Regions from separate parts of the Homo sapiens genome. Here region 2 is linked to region 1. Evidence: read pairs that join two places in POLR2A ChIA-PET (ENCODE). Cell type or tissue: OCI-LY7. All regions are shown on one strand. Each heading gives the region's core, and the rest is flanking DNA. Links, peaks and the distances in the headings are about the cores only. Region 1 overlaps MSI2 (musashi RNA binding protein 2). Region 2 overlaps MSI2 (musashi RNA binding protein 2).

What was found. Peaks named below come from ENCODE experiments on the same cell type or tissue, not always from the same donor. Only the 100,000 strongest peaks of a DNase experiment are listed, where the experiment ranks them.
Region 2: POLR2A ChIA-PET joins it to region 1 with 8 read pairs; 2 of 35 experiments call an interaction of 5 or more read pairs at or near these places.

Annotation. Positions count from the first base shown.
Region 1 is chr17:57,400,835-57,413,102 of GRCh38, forward strand. MSI2 (musashi RNA binding protein 2) reads left to right here. Exons shown (of 14, transcript NM_138962.4): 6 at 545-637. Among named protein-coding and RNA genes, the nearest start is that of MSI2, 150 kb to the left of the region's middle. RefSeq lists enhancers at 430-940, 9,878-10,379. In OCI-LY7, for the core only: no CTCF peak of the experiment used is centred there; a DNase peak (open chromatin) is centred at 7,677; H3K4me3 peaks cover 821 bases; H3K27ac peaks cover 1,379 bases.
Region 2 is chr17:57,631,228-57,643,495 of GRCh38, forward strand. The region is part of intron 10 of MSI2 (musashi RNA binding protein 2); the gene reads left to right. Among named protein-coding and RNA genes, the nearest start is that of MSI2-AS1, 29 kb to the left of the region's middle. RefSeq lists an enhancer at 7,814-8,616 and a silencer at 12,050-12,199. In OCI-LY7, for the core only: CTCF peaks have their summits at 5,179 (motif pointing right) and 5,381; DNase peaks (open chromatin) are centred at 5,184, 5,954 and 6,284; H3K4me3 peaks cover 2,160 bases; H3K27ac peaks cover 3,501 bases.

The sequences.
Region 1 (12,268 bases), core at 5,369-9,368:
GAAATCAGGAGGAGGAATCCTGGACAAAGCTTGCAGGGTGGTCTCCAGGTGCGAGGTCAGCGTCTGTGTTGCTTGCAGACGTATACCAGCACCAAGCACAAACAGCTCAGCGTAGACAGCCTGTGCGTACTTTTGAATCGTGTGCATTTCTTATTGACAGGTTTTGTGGATGGTTTCTGGGCAGCAGTTTTTATGCATTTGGGTCTGTTTTGTTCACGTCTCTTAGCTTTAAAATAGCTTGACATGTGATTTTTCTCTTTTTGCTAGTCCATCAGAATGAAGTTGCGTGTTGTGGCTAATGAGGTTCTGAAGTCTCTGTGTCTGTATGAAACTCAAGCTTTTAGGTTGCCATCTGAATGCCTGAGATATGCAGAGTGACTGTCTCTAGCATCCTTAGACATCTAAACGCCCGCGCCATGCAGCTTGAATATATCTAAAATTGCCTTCCTAGAGAAATGTGGAGAGCAGATTGTTTCAGCAGCCTCTTGAGCCCTGCTTTAGATAACCTGGTTAACCCATGCCTTTCTCTTGTCATTTCTTGCAGATGGTCACAAGAACAAAGAAAATATTTGTAGGCGGGTTATCTGCGAACACAGTAGTGGAAGATGTAAAGCAATATTTCGAGCAGTTTGGCAAGGTAAGCGCTGGATGGGGTTGGATGGCACATGCCAGAAGTAGCCTCATCAGTCCTAAGAAGAGGCTACCGTGGCCCCCGCCCCTGCTACAGCTGTGTCCTCAAGAACCTTGTCCTTGAACCTGGCCATCATGATTTAAGTGAAATTCAGCAGAAGCTGAGATGGAAGAGTCTGGCTTGCATTTGGTGTGATGTCCCACGTGCTGGCAGGAGCAGACAGAGTGGCCTTTTAGTGCAGTTTTGCGGGCATTTGCTGGCCACACGGGGCCTGGGCTGGGAGCTGGTGGTGACGGCAGCTGGGGAGGGATGTGGGGCTGTGACTCGCAGGGCAGGAGCTCCCATGGAAGCTGCTAGAGGCCTGCAGGTTGGTGCTGGGCTTCTCCCTTCTGTGCCTGTTTGGAAAATGCATTGAGAGCTGAGTCTCCCTGGGGCCCTTTGCAGCTGAACCCTCCCCTGTCAAATGCCCAAGGAGACTCGGAAACCATGCGAGGCCTGTACCTGTCAGCATTCTCTGACCTGAATGTCTGTGAGACAGCAGTAAAATTACCCCCTGGGCTCTGCTTCTGGAACAGGCTGGGACCAACCCAAGAGCCCCACAGCAGCCAGGAAACAGAGTGTGAGAAGGTGTGTGTATGATAGAGAGTCAGACCGACTGATAGGACATGTCACCGTGGGTGAGGTGTTTAATTCGGCCTCTTTCTAGTGGGTGAAGGGAGATGGTGCCTTGAGAGTGGGTTCTTGCTGAGGATGACACATTCCTCAGATGGCCCTGTTGCCTTAGGAGGGCTGACCCTTGTTGGCTTTTGTGTATACCACCCTCCTCTGGCCCCTGTGGAAATGGCAGGTTCAAGGAGGCTGCGTCCTGCATCTTTGAGTAATTGTGGACATCGCGTGGGAGCCCAGGTCTGGGACAGTCTCCTCCTGACAGGTTTGGGTCTTCCCTGCTGAAGGGCTGACATGGGAGAGAGCTGCTGAGGCGTCCTGAGAAGACACAGTGCCCGTGCTAAGCTCCATCACTTGTTTCCTCCCACGATGGGTGTCGTGCTTGCCATGGGTACAAAGGCACAGCCACCCACTGGCCAGGCTGAAGGTTCTGTGCTGTTGGTTTGCCCAGGGTGATAGGCAGCTATGACCCTGTCCCCAGGTGTGTCTGTTTGTGAACTACTGTCTGGGATGAGGGCCATGACCTTTATTCAGCCTCAAAATGGAGATGTTCTTGTCTCTGGTATTAATTTCTGCCTGGATAGGAGACCGTGCAACAAAGAGAAGCCAGCCTCCTCCAGCCCAGCCTTGCATTCTGAGTGGCTCTGAGCTGCCCTTCCAGGTTGGTTTTGAAAAGGCCTCCCCCATGGCCCTTTCTGGTATTGTCAGCTGGGGATGGATTCATTCTGGCTGGGTCTAAAGAATAGCCAAGTGTGTTGATGACTGTGTACGTTATAGCACTTCTCTCTTCCAGACTGATGTAAAGCAGTAAGGGGGATTTGTCCATCACCCAGCCCCACCCTGCCTAGGGAGAGGGATTGGAAATAATTAAATGAGACAGGTCCGGCTTGCATAATGGAAAGCTCTGGAGGGTGAGCCCTCTTTGCTATCTTTCTGCTTTTAAAACAAGTCCAGGGGTAGTGTTTGCAAACATGAAGTGGGATTTCTTTTTCGAGCCATAACCTGCCTTGGAATCTCATGGGCCTATTTGTGTCAGAAAAGTCGGTGCTGCCCAGATGGGCTTTTAGAGTATTCCAGACAGGCTTCTACTTGCCAACACATAGCACATCTCTGCACGTCCCCAACCCTTGGTTTCTTTCTGTCTCTCTCTCTCTCTTTCTTCCTTTCTGTATTTCTGTTTCTCTCTCTGTTGTTTTTCATTAACACTTATCATTGTGACCCAGTATGCCTCCAGTAAGACACACTGCAAGCTTTGGCCATGCCCACAGTGGCCACCATTGCTGCCCTTAGAACAGTTGTCCTTTTGTCTGAGAAGCAGTCACAAACCATCTTCCCTGGCATGGCACTCGCTGGGTCTGAAGCTGCCCAGTTAATTTTGCAGTAATGTTTGTGGACTCTGGCAGGATGTGCAGACTTATCAAGTGTTTTATTAAAAGACCAAAGAGGCTTTTGAATGTATCAAAGCCATAATGCTCTTCAATGCTCATATTTTAGTAGCTTTTTTTTCATACATAGGTTCTGTGCATTATTTGTGTCTGTCTGCAGAATGGCTTATTTCTCATTTGGCTGGTGGCTTGTGTTACTGTGTGTGTCCCCTTGGGCAGGACTCACCACCTCTCAGGATTCTGGCATAACTTATTTGAATCCAGAATGATCAAAGTCAGGGAGACTCTGCTGCTGGGCCTTGGGAGCACTACAATGATTAAATCCAGTGGTTGTGAAAGGAGGTAACAGGTAAATTGACAGACTGCCTCTCCCCTTCGGTACTTTATACTCTGGTTGAAGGAAACAGAATGAATGTGCACACACACACACACACACACACACACACACTTGCATGAAGTATATTCACACACATGTGTACACCCCCTGTGCACACACATTTCTAACTGTATGAAATTGTTTTTGACTCTCTTTAACCAACTGCAATTTAATGAGGTGTATGCGAGTGCAAAGTGTGGGATACTAGGCCAGGCCATTTACTCACATTATCTCATTTAATTTTTCTCTGGGGGGCTGGTAGTGGTATTCTCCATGTTGTAGACTGTTAAGTGGGGTCTTGATGGGATTGTCTCTTGGACTCAAGGTCACAGCTCTCCAGGAGGTAGAGCTGGGTGTGGACTCCCCCTCCAGGCTTGTCTGATAACAGCATCTGAACTCTGCACCCTGTGCCAACTGCTGATCAGTCCCCAAGATGGACTGACGATGGGCAAGATGCAAAGGACAGGAAGATATTGTGCCCTTCAGTGTGCCCCGGAGTGCTGGGGACCTGGACATTCATCACCTCATTTTACCTGTGCAGCAGATATTGGTATCCTCCAGTCTATTTGGCGAAGGTAGACAGTCAGGGCCAGGGAGGCTGAGTGTCAGCAGAGGTCACCCAGGTAAGACAGTGTAAGAGCCAGAATTCATACCCTACTTCCTTTTCCTCCAAGTCTAGAACTTTCCTTTCACAGCTTCCATGCAAGGTGTACCACTCTCTTTTTAGGTCTCCTTGCCGTCATTCCTCTCTCCTCTCCCTCATCCCATCCTGCCCGAGGTGGCAGCTTCTCCAACTGTTTATTTCAGGTGGCAATCAAGATGGGTAAGACTGCTATCAAGGGGCTGAGCTAAGGGAGTTTAAATATGTCATTACTGTAAGTGGAGTGGGTACAGAGTGACACACCGGGAGCTTTAAATAACTTAAATTGGAGGCTTGTAAACCCTTTTGTGTTTTTCTTCCACCTTCCTCCCAGAAAACACACCCCCTCTCCCCAAGGTTAGAGATGTTGTTACTTGTTTATATTTAAGATCAGGTCACGAAGCGTGGCCACTGGCATAAGGACTCTGCCAACTGAGGTTAACAGCTAACAGGTTGGCAGAATCCACACGTCACCATGAGCTACCCAGGGGTGAAGATGGCATTCCCACCCCTGGGTAGCTGTTCCGGGGTTGTCTGTCCTTGGAGAAGGGTAAGGCAGCAGATACTCCAGGGCTTCATGCTGGGCCTAACAGTGGACTGACCTCCCTGGGACAGCCTGATGGGTTGTTCCTTTGCTGGCCTCGGCTTCTCTTCTCAGGGAAGGGGTTGGAAAACTTAAAAAGGGCCAGATATTAAATATTTGCAGCTTTGCAATCCATGTAGTCCTTGTTGCAGCTACTCACTTCTGCTCTTGTAGGATGAAAGCAGCCATCACCAGCAGGTAAACAGATGCATGTAGTTGTGTGCCAATAAAACTTTATTTACAAAAACAGGTGATGAACCAGATTTGGTCTGTGGACCATAGTTTGCTGACCCCTGGACTGAATTATTCCTGAGGTTAGTTTTAAGCTTGAAAAGTCAGTAATGTAGAAAGTATTCAAACATTAATAGGATGGATAGATTATAATCTAAGGTATCTATAGGCTATAACCAAAATAATACGTTGTCAGTAGTAATAAGCATGGTATATAATCAGCAGTCTAAACCATGTTAGAGTTTATTTTGGGACTTCATGACGCAGGGACAGTGAAGGGATTCTTTATTTGGAAAAAGCCACTATTTATAAACTGGAACTTCATCCTATGAGTAAGAGCCAGAAAAACTGTTATAGTATTTCCATCTCCCTATTTCACCAGCTAGATGTAATTAATGACACTCGGAATTTTTGAGGTCCAGGTTTTACTATGAAGATCCTTTTACTGTGCGCTGTTTCTGAATTGGAGTTACTGGTGCTAAGCTTTCTAATGCATTTTACAATGTGCTTCTCAAGGGTGTCAAGTGAGATGGTTGGCAGATCTATTATGTAGGTGGTGAGGCTGATGTTGAGAAAGGTGAGGAAGTTCTCCAAGATCACTCAGCCCATGCTGAGGAGAGCCTGGATAGTCACTTGTTTGTGCACAACCTACCCTTCGCCTCTTTTTACTTTTATAAAGCCCCACCTCCCACTTTACCACCAAGCAGCATCTTTCTCAGAAGGAGCAGGTTTTGTTCATTTGTCAAAAACGTTGATATACAGTAATTTGTTTTACTGCCCTGGGTTTCTTAGTGGACGTTATCTGTGTTCCTGATTCCATACACACAGGAATGATGTATATAGGCCATTCCAAAAAATGGCAGGTAAATGATGCTCCAGATATGCCCGTGTAGACCCTGGCGACGAGGCGGCCTGTTCTGCACTGTTCTCCCGGCAGAGCCACCCGGAAGAGCCCAGCCTGGTAATTAAAATGCACTGGATCAAAGAAACTCCACACACACGGGCTTCCTCCTTCTCCCCTTCAGGCCCCTCCTTCAAGTACCGGTTTCTTAAATTCTCACTTATAGGATTTTGGAGATCAAAAAGAGGCCTTTAAACTTAATGAATTCTCCGCTTCGTCCCGGATGGAGCCGTTCCGCACCTTTCAGCTGTTCCCGGGAATGATAGGGCAGCTCAGTGCCGAGCTCGCTAGGTAATTCTCGCTTTCTAGAACTCCTGTGAAAGCAAAGCAGCCCGCATTTGGAGGCTTCCAATTATACTTCACATGGTGAACTGTGTAATTAGTTTGGAAGACTTATGCTTAGTCATTGGTTTATCCTAATCGGCTTTGGCTTTCCCCAACAACAAAGTGAGCTTATTTTGCTAAGCTGAAACGACTCTGCACCCTTTGTTCCTGCCTTTTATTGTCTCATTCCTTTCATTCTGTGTTACTGCCAAAGTTCTGTTTCATTAGGCCTACAAGTCATTTCCAATTCAGTGGGCTGCTACAATCCGGCCTTTATCACGGGCTGCTCTGGTTCCCATGTCCCTTCTGGGCCAGTGCCTGAGTTTGTGGTTTGACATGAGGGCTTTAACCCCTTCCTGTGCCAGCCCCTCACTGTGGTGGCCGGGAAGAAAAGGCCTTCCAGGAACCGGCGTGGAAAGTTACAGCTCTTGAGGTCTCGTCAAAGTGGGAGATCGCTGTGGAAACCAGGTGAAAGGGTCCTTGGAGCCCTTTGTGTCGGATTGGGGTTGTGTGGGGGCCCATAAAAGTTAACTTGAGCTCTGGAGAATGGTGTGTGAAAGCTTTTTAGGGGAAGAAAAAAAGAAAACAAGAGTGAATTGTTTTTTTTAATGTAATGAGACCTTCCCGTTTATCCGGCCAGCGTGGGCGATTGTGGGTGAGTGAGGCCCGAGGAAGCGCTGGGTGCCTGCGATCTCCCAGCTCCGGGGTTTTCTGTGCAGGTGCGAAGCTGCATTCATGGCCCCCACTCAGACACCCCTTTTGATACTGTATGTGTGAGGAGAGTCATACCTGGAATAAAAGTCTCATAAAGCCCTTTGAAATTTAAAAGGCATGAGATCTGTGAGAAGATAAATAAGCCTGAGAGTGGACTGTGATCCTCAGGTAGTGTTTTCTTGCTTTAAATGTGTGTCGTAGATAAACAGAGCTCTGTGCAGTGTGGTTCTCTCAGAGGAGGCTTGGAAAACAAAAGTCTTGTGTGTCCTTTGTGGACATCTGAGCTCCCGTGAGGCTTTGTCCTCTGAAGTGGTTCATGTAGGTGGGTTGCCCGGGGAGTGGTCAGCCTCCCGGGCCTCACCCTGTCCTCTGCTCCACCTTTTTCTGGAGAGCCTGGGTGTTGCCCTTCAGACCTTCTTCAACGACAATTGTAGGCTGGACCAGGAAGGACCATGCGCACGCTCTTCCCTGGCTGAAGGCTACTTTTGTGTTTAAATTTTCTTCCTCTAATAGCCCAGAACAAAGCCAACACTGTCCCCATGTTTTATTAATCTTCTGCCTGGTTTGTGTCAGCATCTCCCTCTGGAAGTGTGTCATAAGGGGAGGGGACTTTATTTGCCCCCTGACCCCTGGCCAAGCTGCTCAGTGGGAAACAGCACAGCGAGTAGACAGGAGAATCCTGCTTCCTCTGCCTCCTCCACCTTCTAGGCCAGGTGGCAGAGGCAAACAAACCTTACCCATGAGTAATATGATCCTGGGGCTTTGCAGGTAAACCCTCCTGCTAAACAACTTTGTGTTTTCCTGGTGAACTTTTCCTCCATAGACTGATTTCGGCTGAAGCCAGTAAGGTTGTCGAGTTCTAAAGATTGAGCACCCTAACGTTACTTCTCTTAAATTTTCGTATTTTTGCTTCAAAAAGGAGATTCTGAAATACTGGGTTTCTAGGAAAACTTCCCATTTCCCTCTTAGTATATAAAATATAGCCAGCTGTTGTTAGGCAAAGGCATCAGACATTATTATTGCTCGTTAACAGTGTTTTAAAATATACAAATAGAAAACTAGGATGCCTTCTGGGTAGCAAGCTGGGAAAACTTTGAGATTGTGCTAATCAAATGCCATGTGCATTTGCATAGTAGGTAGAGGAACAAGGCCGAATAGAAGAACAAGGCTCAAACTTCAGCTTTGCTGTTTGACCGCATTTCCTGGTATGATTTAGCTGTATTTACTTTTTCTGCTGCGGCAAGGAGAGGAGAGCCAGCGGTAGGGGAGCCCTTGGGCACAAAGGAGTTAATGAGCCCTGGGTGGGTAGGGGCGGGGGGGCGGTATGAAGTACTTCCACCAGCTCACCTTCCCAGAGTCCTCCTGGGCCCTCTGAAGACGTCACTTAACAATGGAGTTGTTAGTAGGAGAAAATAAAGCCTTTTTCTCCCTAGATGTAGTTCAGTGGGAACTGAAAGTGTACCAGAAATCATGGTTCAAGCTTGTGCCAGTGGGTGCAAGGGGTGGTTCTTATGGAGGAGAAAGCGCAGTTCATTTAGACTTGGCATTGAAATCGAACTCTGTTGTTCGGTGGAGTGAACATTGATATGGAGATTCCCACCCGCCCCCCACCTCCGTAGGATACCCCCTTACACAGGTCCTGTATGCTTTTCTTTTTCTTCCATTTTCTTTCTTTATTTTCTTCTTTTGTCCTCTTAGAAATAGTCTCTCTGTAGACCGGCCAGATTTGTCAAGTTACCACCCTCTAAATTTTTACAGCTCCGTATATTCAGACTTGGTATTTGTGAATTAGCTAAAAGTGGGCTGCCAATCTGTACTTTATTTACATTCGAAGCCATATTAGTGAGAGCCCCAGAAAAAAATGTTAATATGCAGGAAGAGGCAAAAGGGTTGAGTTTCTGACTGTTGCTAACCTCACCACTGCCTTTAAAACCAATCATGAGGCACACGGCTGATATTTAATAGCTTTTAGCTGATTATTTTTCTTCTCCTCCTCTTTCTTTTCTATCCAAGTTGACCTGGGTGTACTTGAGTGGAAATGAAGTCATCCAAATGCTGAATTAGAATAATCACAGGCCTCTAAGAATGAAATGGAAGCAGAGATTAAATGGCGGAGGGAAAGCCGGCATTAATAAGGACCAGGAAAACTTTGCATAAAATAAATAGGAGATGGAATAGATTGAATTTGTATATGCTGCTTCCATTTCTTCCTCCATTTTGTGTTGTCTTCCTAAGTCGAGTTACTGGCAAAGTGGGATTTGATTTGCCACAAGGACTCATACCTTCTGCAGCCTAGGTGATGGGCCTTTCTTCTTTGTGGGACGTTTGTGTGACCATTGATGTTTCCAGGAAGGAAGAATCTGATGGAGGGGCTGTTACCATGAAATGTTGATGATTACTTGGTACAAGTAGTGCGTGGGAGACAGATGAAAGAGTGTGGGGCACAGGCACAGTGGCTCACGCCTGTAATCCCAGCACTTTGGGGGGCCAAGGCGGGCGAATCATGAGGTCAGGAGTTCGAGACCAGCCTGGCCAACATGGTGAAACCCTGTCTCTACTAAAAATACAAAAAATTAACTGAGCGTGGTGGTGGGCACCTGTAATCCCAGCTACTCGGGAGGTTGAGGCAGGAGAATCTCTTGAACCCAGGAGGTGGAGGTTGCAGTGAGCCGAGATCGTGCCACTGCACTCTAGCCCGGGTGACAGTGTGAGACTCTGTCTCCAAAAAAAAAAAAAAAAATGGGGAGTATGGGAGCCAGTGCACCACAGGCCAACTTAATATTATGATGATTCCTCCTCGTAGGGAGAAGACCTGGGCAGGATGCAGGTAGGGTGACTGGTTGTCTGGGTTTGCCTGTGACTAAGGGGGTTTCTAGGAACTTGGGCCTTGCAAACTAGAATGAATTGGTCACCTTCAAGCGGAGTCTGGAGAAGTCAAGACACTTGGCCTGACACTCTAAAAGGGTCAGCATCTTCCTTGACCACCTCCAAGGAGATTTAAATACTCCTTCCTGCGTGCTCCAGAACACTAACTTCATACCTGTTTACATTCTGCCTTCTTCATTTAATCCAGCTGCTGGGTAAACAGCCAGCATGGGGCCTTGCGTGAGCACAGGCCGGCAAGTGTTAGATGAGCAAGTGGCTGCTGAAGGCAGGTCAGACAGACCCACAGTCTGTCTGTCTGTGCACCCCTCTGGGCTTCTATTTGGCGATTATTTCTGTGTCTCTTGAAAAAAAAAATTCTGCCCCAATGTAGCGAAAAGTGAGCTTCTTGTAGTTAAAGAGCAAAATAAGGATTTAATTAAATTAAAAAAAAAAGAAAAGAAAACCCAGCAGAGTGGTTTGTTTACAGGAAGTCGTTTTTAGGTGGTCTGTTATAGAAGATGTAATTTGTGAAAGTAGATTAGTTGTAAATTAGAGATTTTGGGTTGTCGAGGTCGCTAACCATCTTTTATAATTGGCGGCAGAGGTAAATATTTTCAGATTTGCTTATAGAGTGTTAGTATTGACAAAACAATTTAAGGTGTTTTTCACTTAAGGAAAAATAAGTGAGAGTATGGAATGATCAGAGACGGGCTTCCTGATCTTATTCCCAGCTTTCTTATGGAATGACAAGGGTATGGAAAGCAACAGGGAGATGAAATGCTGGAGTAGTTTGCAAGGGAGCTTGCAGATTCTCTGATAGGGAAACAGTTTTATTTATTTGTTTATTTATTTTATTTTACTTATTTATTTAGAGACAGGGTCTCACTATGGTTTCCCAGGCTGGAGTGCAGCAGCACGATTTCAGCTCACTGCAGCCTCAGTCTCTGGGGCTCAGGTGATTCCCCAACCTCAGCCTCCCAAGTAGCTAGGACTACAGGCATGCACCACCATGCCTGGCTAATTTTTTTGTATTTTTAGTAGAGACAGGGTTTCACCGTGTTGCCGAGGCTGGTCTCAAACTCCTGGACTCAAGTGATCTGCCTGCCTCAGCCTCCCAAAGTGTTGGGATTACAGGCGTGAGCCACCACACTCAGCCGATTTTTATTCTTTAATAAGAGCAACCCATTTCTTTTATCAACAGACTTGTTTTCTTAGCAAAAAGGGAGGACGTATTGATGTCACTGCTTTCCATTCAACTAAGTTGGTATTTGTGTTCAGATTTAGGGATTCCTGTTTGCCCGAACCGTTCATGTATCTTTTACCTTGTAATTGTCCCAACAGCCCTGTGAGGTAGGATAATTATCCCTATTTTAAAATTAGGTAAGGAAGACTAGGAGAGCATAAATGACTATGTAAGACCCCTTAGCCCAACAGCAGTGGGGCCCAAGGTTCAAATCTAGACTTCCTGGGTGAGGACTCTGGGTTTGTTGTTAAACTTAAGCTGTTTATCCTGAGGTGATCTTCTTTGGGGTGGCCCTGACCAGTTGTTTGTAGTGCCATAGAGTTACTATGGTATGGCCAGGCGCAGTGGTTCACACCTGTAATCCCAGCACTTTGGGAGGCTGAGGCGGGTGGATCATGAGGTTAGGAGTTTGAGACCAGCCTGGCCAACATGGTGAAACCCTGTCTCTACTAAAAATACAAAAATTAGCAGGGTGTGGTGGCGGGCGCTTGTAATCCCAGCTACTCAGAAGGCTGAGGCAGGAGAATTGCTTGAACCTGGGAGGCAGAGGTTGCAGTGAGCCAAGATCACACCATTGCACTCCAGCCTGGGCGACAAACCAAGACTCCGTCTGGGGGCGGGGCCGGGGGAAGAATTACTATGGTACCTCTTTGAGGAAAGTCACTCTGACCTTCCTCTCTGTCACCCAGGCTAGAGTATAGTGGCGCGACCTCAGCTCACTGCAACCTCTGCCTCCCAAGTTCAAGCAATTCTCCTGCCTCAGCTTCCTAAGTAGCTGGGTTTACAGGCGTGTGCCACCACGCCTGAATAATTTTTGTATTTTTAGTAGAGACAGGGTTTCGCCATGTTAGCCAGGCTGGTCTCGGACTCCAGACCTCAAGTGATCTGCCTACCTCAGCCTCCCAAAGTGCTGGGATTACAGGTGTGAGCTACCGCACCTGGCCAGTTTGTCTAAAATATTTTATATTAGAACAAATATTATGGCACAGAATGCAATATTTGCATAATTCTTTTTTGAAACACTGTGATACTTGCAGACACTTCAGGATCGCTTCTGGCTGCATCAGTTCCTGGTCATTCTGGGCTGTCCCTTAACGTACTTTGCCTTTAGGAGGAGTACATAGGTAGAAAAGTTGAGAATCTCTATTGTTTACTCCTTAGTATAGGGGCTGGCAAACTTTTTCTGCAAAAGGCCAGATAATAACTATTTTTAGTTTTGTGGCCCAGATGGTCTCCTAGAACCATTCAGTTCTGCCATGCTATCACGATGACAGCCAAAGACAATATGAAAATGAATGGTTGTGGCTATATTCCAATAAAACTTTATTTACAAAAGTCAGGAGGCTGCTGGTTTTGGCCCTCAGACTGTATAGTTTTCATACCCCCTTGGCTGAGCATATTGCCTGCTAATAAGAGCATAGGTTGTTTACACTCAGTCTGTCTGGTATTAGACCCAGCTCATCTGTTTACTAGCTTGGTAACCTTGGGCAGGTCATTTAACTTCTTCCCACCTCACTTTCTTTATCTGTAAAATGGGGATAATGATGGTCTTTAACCCATAGGGTTGTCATGAGGATTAAATGAGCTAATGCACACATAGTTGTTAGCATCCTGCTAAGAAACAGAGTGAGCACTTAACAAATGTTAGAAACATGAGCTGGTGGTGTTATTTTCAACGTTGGAGACTCAGGTCCTCTGAGACTCTGGAG
Region 2 (12,268 bases), core at 3,938-7,937, 230 kb after region 1:
CAGGTCCTAGAGAGCTCCGAGACTCTTCATCCTGGCTGTTCTCACTCATAAACCAGGTAGCCTGGGTCCCCTTTCAGGAAGATGCAATCTGATCCCCTTTATGAAGGGTCCTCCTTTCCACCTGGACTTACCCTTTCTATGAACATCCATCTCATCTGGTTGGGGGTGCAGATATCACTCTTAGTAGAGCCTCATTCTCACCATGTGACATGGGGCTGCACGGACCTTCCTGGGCCACACAGCTGGTGGCAAGTGGCACCTGGCTGTGCCCATCTTCAGAATTCTGTCAGAATAAATGTTCCTAGAGAAGGCTAGACACTGGATAGTTTTTAGAGTGGGGAGTAGTTCTTTTCTAGAAAGGCTGGGTGGTGACCAACCACTCTGGGAACAGCTCCTTCTTCCCACATCCAGGTGTCCACCCCAGCCTGGAATTTGGATCAGGATCCCGTCTTGAATTATTATGGGTTGTGATCAGGGATCTCCCCTGCTTCCTCTCTTTTCCCCACTCTGGACTTCTCATTTCAGTTTAATCTGTTAATTTCTGTTCTTATTTCACTTTGCAGACTATTTGCCGGTTTCACAAGACATAATTTTTATCAACTAGCTCTTAAGAGAGGCATAGCAAAGTGGGGGTTGCTACCATTTCTAGAGAGAGAGGACACAGTCCCGGCCTGGGCTGCCCCCGCTCCAGTCAATGCTCACTGAAAGTCTGTCTTAGCTGCCTGTTTGAATGACTGTTCTTTTTCTCATTTTTAATTCTTGGACTCATGTCCTCATTGCTTCACTCAATTAAAAAAAAATTATTCTCCAGTCCCCTCCCACTTTGCTTCTTGTATGCATTGTGACCGACCCCACTTCCTCAGAATGTAACGGGGCCAGAGGGAAACTTCTCACAAACTTCGTAGAGCCTCCTCAGGGGAAGCTAGGAAGAAGACATCAAATGTTTTTAAGTCATGACCAAACAGGCTTGTTGGGGACATATCATGGGGTGAGCTTTGAAGTGCTGGTGGTCCAGAGGGGTTGCAGATACGTGACTTGGAGCACCCGTGTCTTACGATGGACAGTGATAAAGGTGAACACACAGAGACAGACTATTCTCTAAGAATGTGAGAAACCTGATCTGGAAGAGGAGCTATATAAACACTATCTGACTATCTTTGTCTTTTGGGGCCAGTGGCTGTTGGCATAATCACAAGCCTGTCTGTCTTCGAGAAGGGACAGTGGAGTCATCCAGGTGCTGCCACATGACAGGCACGGTGGGCACCGATCCACAGTGGGCCCCGCCTTCCCCAGCTCGCCTCCCTGCCTGTGCTGGCCTGGCCTTGCCTGCTGGCACCATTGGAGTAGGAGGGGGTGGAACACAGGGGGCCCATCCTGATCAGGCCCCATCTCAAGGTTGGCACTCCTGCCCATCACCCTTAGAAGGATCTTTTCCCATGGCTTGACTTCCTTCATTTCCCTAACTGAAATACACCCACTCTCTTGGAATAATGACGTACCACTCAGTTGGACCCTCAAGAGTCACTGCTTTGTCTGTGCTGGTAGTTTGTGAGAAGTGACCCGCACGCTTCCATTTGATGCATTTGATGTGAGTGAATCCATACATTTGAATGTCATTGTCCTTGAGACCCTACATGTGCAGTTTGGCTCATCTCATTAAAGATGCTTGATGTAATAATTGGTTAGTTTCCTTTTATTTTCCTGCAGGCTTTTCCATGAGTATTATTTTTTTCAAAGAACAAATCTGTATGGCTTTTCCCCATCTCCATATTTTGTTTTGCTATGAATTGCTTTGCTTTGGTGAACTTGTCCTAGTATGCTTGCCTCACAAACGTTTTAGCCATTGTGAATTTTCTTCATCTCTGTAAATAGTTCATCTGTGCTTCTCCCTGATGACGTTTTATTTTTTTTCCCCTGTAAGCAACCGAGGTAGAAAAATAAATTGTTTACCATGGACATACTGTGTGCTGCCGTCTCTTAGCCTGACAGTGTCCTGTTCTCGCTCCGGGGGAGGTGAATGCACTGAATAACCAGCACCGATGACAGCCTAGTGCAGTTTCTAAAAGCATGCGAACTCCCCCTGGCTGCCGCCTGTTCCCAGCCCTCCCTGCCTCCTGGCATCCCCTGTACTTGCTTGAGGTGGTCTGTCCTTGAGCAGAGTGGCAGAGCATCTGCATGCGCCAGCTGCACAGTATCGCCCCGATGCTCCTTCCTCCGCCACGGCTCCCCTCTCAAGTGAAAATGCCACACACATCTGGAGCCCCTCACATCTGTGCACTAGGTGTGTGCGCCGTCTTACCCTCGCGCCCACGGGCCTGTGTGTGGTTGTGCACGTGGCCTGCTTTCCTGACTCCCCAGAGCACTGCAGGCAGAGGAGGCACCAGTGGACAGTGGGAATGTTCTTGGATATGAAGCCGGAGGACCTGGTTTCCAGGTCCCACTTGGCCACTTAGTAGCCATGTGGCCTTGAGCAAGTCATGTATCCCTCCAAGCCCTGAAGATGATGAAAGTGCCTAGTTAGTTGAGTTGTTACAATTAAGGGATAACATGTGCATGAATGTGCCTTGTAAGTTGGTAAATGCTATAAAATTGGAAGTTTTAGAAATAGTGGGCACTGATGTTCTTACTAAGTCAGCTCTCCAGAGTGGTTTTCCCATTTTTATCCCCCATGAGGGATCTGTCATCAGTGAAAGGAATGATACAGGATTCCTACGTGAAGCTAGAGACTTGCTAGGACTTCCTCCCCACCGTCAGGCCCCATCCTTTCTCTTCCCTCCTTCCCTCTCTTCCCTCTTCATTTTGCTATCACCAGGTACTGAAATAGGTACCAGACATCTGGACATGAATAAGACTGACTCCTTCAGATGCTTTTGGGCTACCCAAGGGAGAGAGAAGCAGTGATAAGACCAATTGAACATCATGAGACAGGCACTTCACTAGAGAGAGGGAAGCTCTGGCCAGGCGTAGTGGCTCACACCTATAATCCCAACACTTTGGGGAGGTCGAGGCCGGTGGATTGCCTGAGGTCAGGAGTTCAAGACCAGCCTAGCTAACATGGTGAAACCCCATCTCTACTAAAAATACAAAAAATAGCCCGGAGTGGTGGCGGGTGCCTGTAGTCCCAGCTACTTGGGAGGCTGAGGCAGGAGAATCGCTTGAGCCTGGGAGGCGGAGGTTGCAGTGAGCTGAGATCACGCGGTTGCACTCCAGCCTGGGTGACAGAGTGAGACTCTGTCTCAAAAAAAAAAGAGAGAGAGAGAAGCTCTCTATGCTGTAAGGGTGCAAGGGTGGGCTGCTTGTTCAGAGTGCCCTCTAGAGAAGGTGACACCAGAACTGGGTCTCAAAAAGCCAAATAGAATTAGCCAGGTAAAGAAGGAAAGGAAGTATATCCCAGACAGAGAAATGACATGCTTAGACATTGAATCAGATAGTTTTAAGAAAGAAGAGAAACACAAAAGTAATAAGACACAAAATAATAATGGACTAAACAAAATAAGAATTCATTTATCTCTCATGTAAAAGAAGCCTGGATGTGGCTCCATAATACTCATGGTCTGGGTTTCTTCTCTACTCTCATTCTACTCTCTTCAGCATAAGACTCCACCTCATAGTCTAAGAAGGCTGCTCAAACTCCAGCCATCACATGTTCATCCCAGAAGACTACATCTCTTCCCTTTAGTAATGCTTCCTATAAGTCATGCAGGACATTTTGCTTAGATCCCATTGGTCAGAACTTGGTCACATGACCAGTTTCAGCTGCCTGGAAACCTCAGAGGTGTCTTTTTTCCAGGTAGCCATGTGCTCAGATAAAAATAAAGGATTTTGGTACTAAAAAAGCAGAGTGGAACGGCTACTAGTAGACACTTAGCAATTTCTGCTACATACCTGAGAGAGGAAACATTGCAGGTCCCAGGGACTGTGAGTAGTTCAGTGCACAGGGAGCTTGCAGAAGCATCTTGGGTGGGAGGAGATCTACAAGGCTGGAGCCATGGTGGCCTCCTGAGTCAAGTTTAGGAAGTTAAATTTGATCCCCAAAGCACGTGAAGTACTTGGAGATGATTTCACATACAGAAGTGATGTGGTCGAACTTCCATAGTGAGTCAGAGGGGTTTGGAGAAGTGGGAGGCCATGAGGGTGAGTCTGGAGGATTGTCCCTTCTCTCTGCACCCCATCTCCTCTCCACCTCATCCTCTCTTGGCTCCATCCCTCTCTCCCTGCGTGGGGCTGGCTGGTGGTTCTTTGAGCCCTGCAGTTCTATGCAGTTCTATGGCCCTAACCGCCAAAAGGCCTCTGGGCCAATATTTTGGCAACCAACAGTAGCCTCAGCCACAGAGCACTCGGGGTGGCCAGGAGGCCAAGCTAACGTGTCATGGCTTGGTGCCCAAACCTCCCTCCCAGGATACTGTGTGCAAACGGCAGGGGCAGCACAGCTCCCCAGGCAGGGAGACCCTTCCCCAGCCTGCTGAGCTTGAACTCTGGTTATAAAAGTGCCAGTTTGTGCTCCTACCTCTTCAGCAACGGAAAACAGGTTTGCTCTCGGGTCCTGATGCTGACTGATGAGCACTGGATTCCTGGAGCACTGGCTTCAGAATGATGTTGAGGCCAAGTCCTAGCTCAGCAGAAAGGACGGCTGTGATTAGCGATGTGGCCGATTGCTGTACCAGGAAGGACTCACGGCCTGTCTGCCATGTAGCTTGCCTTCTATATTCCTGTCCAATGATGGTTCTTCGGCGCCAGGTGATTTTCCATCACTCTAAAAGATACGTGGGGGAGTGGGGAGGGTTGGTGTCTGAGGAGAGGGATCTGCTAGCTCAGGGATATCCTGTTCCTCTGGAGGGAAGCCGCTGTAGTCCATTGTCTGTAGGGCTGCTTGCAAGGTAAGCTTCAGTCAAGTCATCAGGTCTTTGAGCAAAGGCAGAGGCTTGTGGTCCGTCTTAGCCTGAGGGGTAGGGCTTGGATGTGGAAATCAGAGTGAAGGGGTCCAAGTTCTCAGGAGGTGGAGGAGCTGGCGTTAGCAAGGTGACCGAGAGAGAAGCCTTGGCCATAGGCAAGGGGCTGCATCCTGAACCTGCTGTCACTCACCTGCCAGATCTGTCTGGTCATTGACATTTTGCAAAACATTCAAAAATGCTGCAGCTGCCATGCTCAAGGCCTAGGACCCTGGCTGGGAGTGGTAACCTGGGCCACCGGGGGGAGCAACTTCAGAGCCCTTCCATCCACCCCCTCCTCTAGCCCACCCAAGTGGCAGAGACCTCTGCGGTCAGTCCCCACTCAGGAGAGGCGAGACCCCGGGGTGCGCTCAGGGAGCTGCTTCCTGCCTTGGCGTCTCCTGTGTCCTGCTCTTTCTGGCCTAGTTCAGTGAGAGCACAGAGTTCCCCTCCCCAGGCTCTGTAATCTTGTCTGCGGAGGCGATTCCAGGCTTGCCTGGACGGCCCCTCATTTTCCTGTAAGTTGAAACTCCCTCTTTCCTCCTGCTTCAGTTTTTAAGGGACTGTTTCCTCATCTCCTGCCCCAGAAATGCCCTCACTAGGACCCCTGACAGACCCTCAGGCTCTGCCTGGTGCAGTGCTTCTGGTTGGCTTCCAGAATGGAGCCCAACCAGCGAGCAATGGCTGGTTTCTTGCTAGTAGGGACACAGATCTTGAAATATCAAGACAGGCTAGTCAGTTTCCCAGGTAGGCTGCCATAAGCATGGACTCGTGCGTCCAGGGACCCCAGCTAGATGCTGCAGCACTGTAAACAGAAATGCTCCCTGTCAAGAAAAGCCCTCCTGACACAGCAGCCCCCACACATCTGTCTCATCACCAGCCCTCTAATCTGAACATCCCTTCAGCCCTTGAGCCTCGTCTCTGGGGATTACCCCTTCCCAGATTAGATCCACAGCCAGATTTCAAATCACAAGCGAGCTCCCTCATGGCCAGCCCACTCCTGCGCCACCTGGCCCTGTGTATACTTGGGGCCTATCCTCTCATTTGAATATTAAAGGCAAGCTTAGACAGGAAAGCATGTCTGCTGCTTTAAAAGAAGACAGAGAAGTAAAATTCAGTGGCACACCCCAAACCCAGACCGACCGCGGCACGAGGCTCGTCGGGGCTGTGGATATGTTGCCACGTTCCTCCCTCGGCGTGGAAAATCAGGAGTTGACTCTATTCCCAGATGAAAGCAGAGCACGGTGCCTAATAGGCACTTAATAAACGTTTGCAGAAATGAATTGGAGCAATCTGAATTGACGAGAATTGTGGGTTTCACTTCCGATCAGCTTTCTGTGCCTCTTGAAGCTCCTCTGCATAAATAAACGGAAATGTGACTAAGTGAGCGCTCAGCTCCCCATGGCAAAGCCCAGAGCCCCGTGTCCTCAGGCAGGAAGCCAGGATACTGAGTTCTTGCCCTTAGCTTGCCAGGAAAATAAGGCCATCTCTAGGCCTCGGTTTCCCCATCTGTCAAATCAGGCTATTGATCCTTCCTCACAGGTTGTTGAGAGGGTTAGTCGGACCGGGAATGATCTAGTGCTTTAGAAAAGGTTAGTGTCATGACCAAGGAAGGCAACCCGGCCCAAGGAGCAGAGGGCCCCGCCAGCTATGGCAGGATGGCAGCAGCTACAGTGAGGGAGGCTGCAGGTGACCCCACACCTCGTCCTCTGTGGACTGAGGCCCCGTGCCCACCAGATCTCATTTTCCTCCACTCCCCACCTGCTTAGGTCCCTGTACCACCAGCCTTGCAAAGTCCCCATTAAGTCTGCTAGCAGGAACTTAATCACCTTTCTTCAAGCCCTTCAGTTTTCATTTCCATCAGCAAAAACACGTGAAAGGCTGCAACTTAAAAAACAAAGCAACAACGAAAAACAGAAAATTACTCAGCATGTGAAATTCTAGGCAAAGAGCAGTGCCAGGCCTGAGGTTCGGGTAGCTGGTGCCTTCTGGCAGCCAAGGACAAAGCAGAAGGCAAAGATGTGTCCCCCCACCCTCTCCTCTCCAGGCTGAAAGGAATCCTGCACAGAGACTTTTTTGCAGAGCCCAGGTCAGCTTGAATCCCCTGCCCCTGAGAGACCCCACCCAGCTGGGTCACTGCCTCTGCTCTCTGTCACTTCAGTTGGGGCAAAGGCACATTCTCTGCAGAGAGCTGGAAATGGTCATCAGCACCCGACCCGAGACAGGGCCTCCTGGGGCACAAGTTGCTGAGCAAGGGTGCAAGGAATTCAGAGCCTGAAGGAGCATCCCACGTGCGGCCAGATGTGTTCCTGAGTGATTGGAGCAGCTGCACAGGGTACAGAGGGAGCCGTTGACTCTGCTGGACAGCCTTCAGGAAGGGGTGAAAACTTAGTCCATTCTGGTGACCGTAATAGAACACCATAGAGTGAGTTGCTTATAAAAAACATAAATTGGCAAGGCACGGTGGCTCACTCCTGTGATCCCAACACATTGGGAGGCCAAGGCGGGAGGGTTTCTTGAGGCCAGGAGTTTGAGACCAGCCTGGGCAACATAGTGAGACTCTGTCTCAACAAAATATTTAAAAAATATTTAAAAAATTAGCCAGGCATGGGGGCACACACCTGAAATCCCAGCTACTTGGGAGGCTGAGGCGGAAGGATCACTTGACCCGAGAAGTTCAGGGTTATAGTAAGCTGTGATTGTGCCACTGCATTCCAGCCTGGGTGACAGAATGAGACCCTGTCTCAAAAAAAGAAAACATAAAGTTATATTTCTCACAGTTCTGGAGGCTGGGAAGTCTAAGATCAAGGTACCAGCAGATTGGACATCTGGTGAGGACCACTTCCTGGTTCGTAGACTGCCATTTTCTTGCTCTGTCCTTTCATGGTCAAAGAGGTGGCCAGCTCTCTGGGGTCTCTTTTATAAGGGCACTAATGCCAATCATGAGGACTCCACCCTCATGACCTAATCACCTTCCAAAGGCCCCACCTCCTAATATCATCACCTTGAGAGTGAGGATGTCAACATATAAATTTTGGCAGGGACATAAACATTCAGACCATAGCGGGCAACATCCGAGCCGAGTTTTGGAGCACGCACAGAAGTTCGCCAGGCAGATGATGAGGGAGGGTATTCCACCTAGAGGGCCAGCAGGAGGCCCAAACACATGATGTGTCTTCCCTCCCTCGCATTCCTACCTCCATGGATTCCCCATCTGGGCAGAGACTGTCCTAGTACTTGGGCTGAGACAGCTGGACAATAGGTTTTGGCATTGGGAAGCCAGTGCCACTCTTCTCAAACCCAGGGAATCCCGGACACATGCTTTGTGAGCCGGGGATGCTGACCCCACCTGTGCCATAGGAGGCTGTTCCCCGACTGGGGCCTTTATGCATACGGCTGTGCAGCCCCAGTGGGCTCTGGATGCCAGCTGGCCAGGGCTGGCTGCCTTTGAGGTGGGAAAGGGAGAGGCAAGTGTAGCCTCCTGTTCCTTCCACTGAGGTCCTGCTGCCCCACCCTGAGTCTGAGCAGATGCTTGGCTGCCCCCAGGGCACGCCTGGTTTTGCAGGGAAAGGTGTGAGGCCAGCCCCACAGTTCCCTTAGTGGGGAACCTGCTTAGGGATTCTACAGTCTTTCTCCTGAAACCCAGGACCAGCTTTGAAGGTGCTGGGATTCAGGTAAGGCCAGGAGCACCTCTCCCCATCCCCCTGTGTCTATCCTGCCTCCTCCACCCATCCATCTCTCCATCCTTCCTTTAGGTGTTTAGCGTATAGTCACCAAGCACTATGTCACAGGCCCTGCCCTAGATGCGGGGGACACAGTGGTGAATGAGAGGTGGGCCCCTGCCTGCTTGTTGGGAACAGAGCAGCAAACAGGATTCCACTCTGGTGGAAGGACCCAGGAAGGCTCCTCTGGTCCAGCCCCTCCTAGAGGAGGTGGGGGGAGCTGGGCAAGACCCTGTTTCAAGGGCAGCACATCAGGGCAGGAGGGCACTGGGAACCATCAGTCCAGCTGACCAGCACAAGCACTGGGGCTCCAGGCTCCGCATTCATGCCTGTGGTGACCACCTCACAGGGCGATGGCCACCCCAGCTGCTTCTCCCTGGCCCTCCGCAAGCCCTTGCCTCCTGCTGTCAGATTAACCCGCCAGAGTTAAGCTCGCACTTCAGATAAGACATACCCCATCACTCACAAGCGAATTATCAATGTTATCTATTAAAGCCCTTTGGATGTGAAATGCCATGTAAATTAATAGGATTTTAGAATAGGAAGGCACCAAAGGGATTTCTCAGCTCCGCTACAGTTATTACCTTGGGCAATAATAATAAAAATAGAAATAAATGTTATTATTCCACTTACCAAGCAACAGATAACCGTGCTGAGCGCCCAACGCCATCATCTCACTGAATCACTGATCTTCACTGCAGCCCTAGGAGGAGGTGTCATTAACTGGGTTTTACAGAGGAGGAAAAGGAGGCAGAGAGGGAAGTTAAGTAACTTGTCTTGGGTCCGACAACTAGTTAAGTGTGGGAGATGGGATTTTAACCACCGTTGTGTACTATTTTCTTTAACCTCTCTGGACCTAGAATTCTTCATCTATTAAATGGGAATAGTAATGTCTTTCTTGTGGTGTTATAGCAAGGACTCACTGAGATGATGCAGGGACGCTCTGTGGCCATGAAAAGTGCTCAGATGGTGGCTGCTGTTGTGTTATCATTAGTGTAATGACTATTTTCTCATCATCAAAACCAAGCTCTTCCATTTTACAGGTGAGGAAAGTAAGGAATAGAGAAGGCCGTCCTCCCATCCACCTTTTCAACAAGGGCTAGAGTGTAGTGGTATAAACTACTGGCTGTTGACATTTTTAGGTATTTCTATACTAGCTGGTAAATGGCTGCTGCCCTGAGCCAAAGTTCCTCCCCACCATGCTGGGCTCTCCCCTGAGACTCCCTGACTGCTCCACAGTCTAGCAGTAAAAGGGTTGGTGGTGTCTGCCCTTCAACATCTGAAACAACGTCACTCAGGAGACAGAAGTGGTGGAGCATCTAGGGGAGGGAACTTAAGATCACAGATGTTCATCTAATCACTGAGCTAGTGATGGGGCCAAAGTAGGAAACCTGGAGTTTTTCAGCAAAAAAAGTCGGAGCGCTCAAGACTTGAGCGTTTGCTGTCCTGGTTGGCAGAGGTGAGGGCCACTGGACTGGGGTCTAGGATCCTGCTGTGGCGGATTCATTGAAAAAGCCCACGTGACATGAAGCTGGGGAGAAAGCAGGCATGGAGAAGGAACCCAGAGAGAGTGTAAGATTTCAGGGGCTCAGCAAGAGACCCTGTTGGAAGGAAGCAAAACTGTGACTCTTCTGGCAGTTGGGTGTCTGAAGTTTTGGGTACAGGGAGAAGTGTAAAAAGCATCGGAACAGGGAACTCTGGAAGGATCAATGGTCAGAACATTCGTAGTTTGTCCTGACACTCATTGGTGGTAGATGAGAGAGTGGCTCAAAATCAGAAATTGCCATTGTTATGAGAAGTTAGGGAAGAGGAGGGTGTGATTGGAAAGAAAAACTGTCAAGATAGTTTGTTGATGCCTCTTTTGAAGCTAGAATCCCTTCACTTTGAAGGTCTCAGTCTGGGTCTCAGAAAGATAGGCAGATAGATGTTTGTTCTGTGGGGAAGTGGGTGTCCCTGGCCTATTGAGGAGCCACAGGCTGCTGGCACAGGGTAGCAAGGGCTGGCTTCAGAATAAACTCCATGTGGACATTCTCTCCCTTGAAGTCCTGCTGGCCAGAGAGTGACGCTGAACCAAGTGTCCTTGTAGGGCTGGGGGCCAGCGTCGGAGCCCTTGTAATGTGTCAGCCATTCTTGATGCTAGCTGTCTGGCCAGCACTGCAGCAAAATGCACATCATCCCCAAGGCCCTGGATGGTCAGGCCAATGATGCCTGAGGCTGGAACTCTCCAGGGCCTCTGAAGTCAGGGATCTGTCCCCTGCCTCCACCTCAATGGGTAGTAACTAGAAAGAATTACTTGTGTCTTGGTCATGTGTCCAGGGCCCAGCTCAGTAGTTTTTTTTAACTGAATTGAATCAAAGTGGTGAGACCTTTTGGGGGTAGGTCAAGATCATAGCTATGGCAATACCTCCATTTTCTTTCTCTCTTGCCACTTGATCTTGGAGAAAAGGATTCATTGGAATGGCCACTCCTGCACTCCCATCTCTGAGGACTGAGTCTTCTGAGTGCTCTCTCTATCTTCAAGTGGCATTTGGTGTAGCCACGCCCAGGTCCTTGAGCTCAGCTAGAAGACCCTAGAGCAGACACAGCCAATGCCTGGTTCCAACCTAGAGGGGTCCAAAGCACAGGTCCCCCACCTTCTTCCTGGAAGAGTGAGCCACGGCCTCCTTTAGCCCAGGCCCAGCTTACCATTAGCCAGTTGTCTCTCCTTGGGCAGTTGATCTGTGTGCAGCCTGTCCTGGGACCCCAGTCCCATAAATAGAGCCCCTTTGCTGTCCACAGCTAGCAACTCTAAGCTCCATGAGGGCAGAGACTGTATGTTGTTCACTGCTATGATTCCAGTGCTTAGAACCGAGCTTGGCCTGTAGCAAGCACTCAGTATTTACTGGGAGGGCACAGGGCTGAGAATGGGTCTTGAGTTATCAGTTCTGCTGCAGCTCACTGCGGAAGTTCTGGGTGACTGCATGCAGGTACTGAATGCTAGGCCCCAGCCCTCTTTGGGGAGGGATTTAGTGATTCAGCGGTAGAATGGGCCCAGGGAGAAGGCTACTGGGCCAAAGTCCCCAAATAGAGCTTTCTGCTTCCTGCCCCCTGAGAGAGTCGCAGGACACAAACTACCTACTGCAGTGTTCTGAGCTCCAGCTGCAAGTTGGAATTCCCAGGAGAGCTTTGGCAGTTTCTGTTGCCCTGGTTGCACCTCAGACAGATTATATCAGAATCTCAGGAGGTAGGGCCCAGGTTGTATTTTTCAAGCTCCACAGGGGATTTCTGGCTGCAGCCCAGGTTGAAAAGGTACCCTACTGGAAGAGGGGAGGCAGGAGGAATTTCCGTGGAATTCAGCTGTGGGCCTGGAGCACCCCCTACGAGTGGGATGAAAATGCCCCCTCTCAGAGAGACTGGAGGAAGGCGTGAGCTCTCCCTCCGCAGCCCAAGACACCACGTTCTGTTGTGGAGACAGGTTGAGGTTGAGACCAAAGCCTATTCTCAAGCCGCAGAATCTGTTTGCCAAAAACAAGATCCAGTGTTGCGAAGGGCCCCGCTGTGGGCAGGCAGGGAGAGGTCTCTCCCTACTCCTGGTCCTCTGCTGGGTCAGTGGGGTGGGACAGGTGCTCCGCTGTGTTT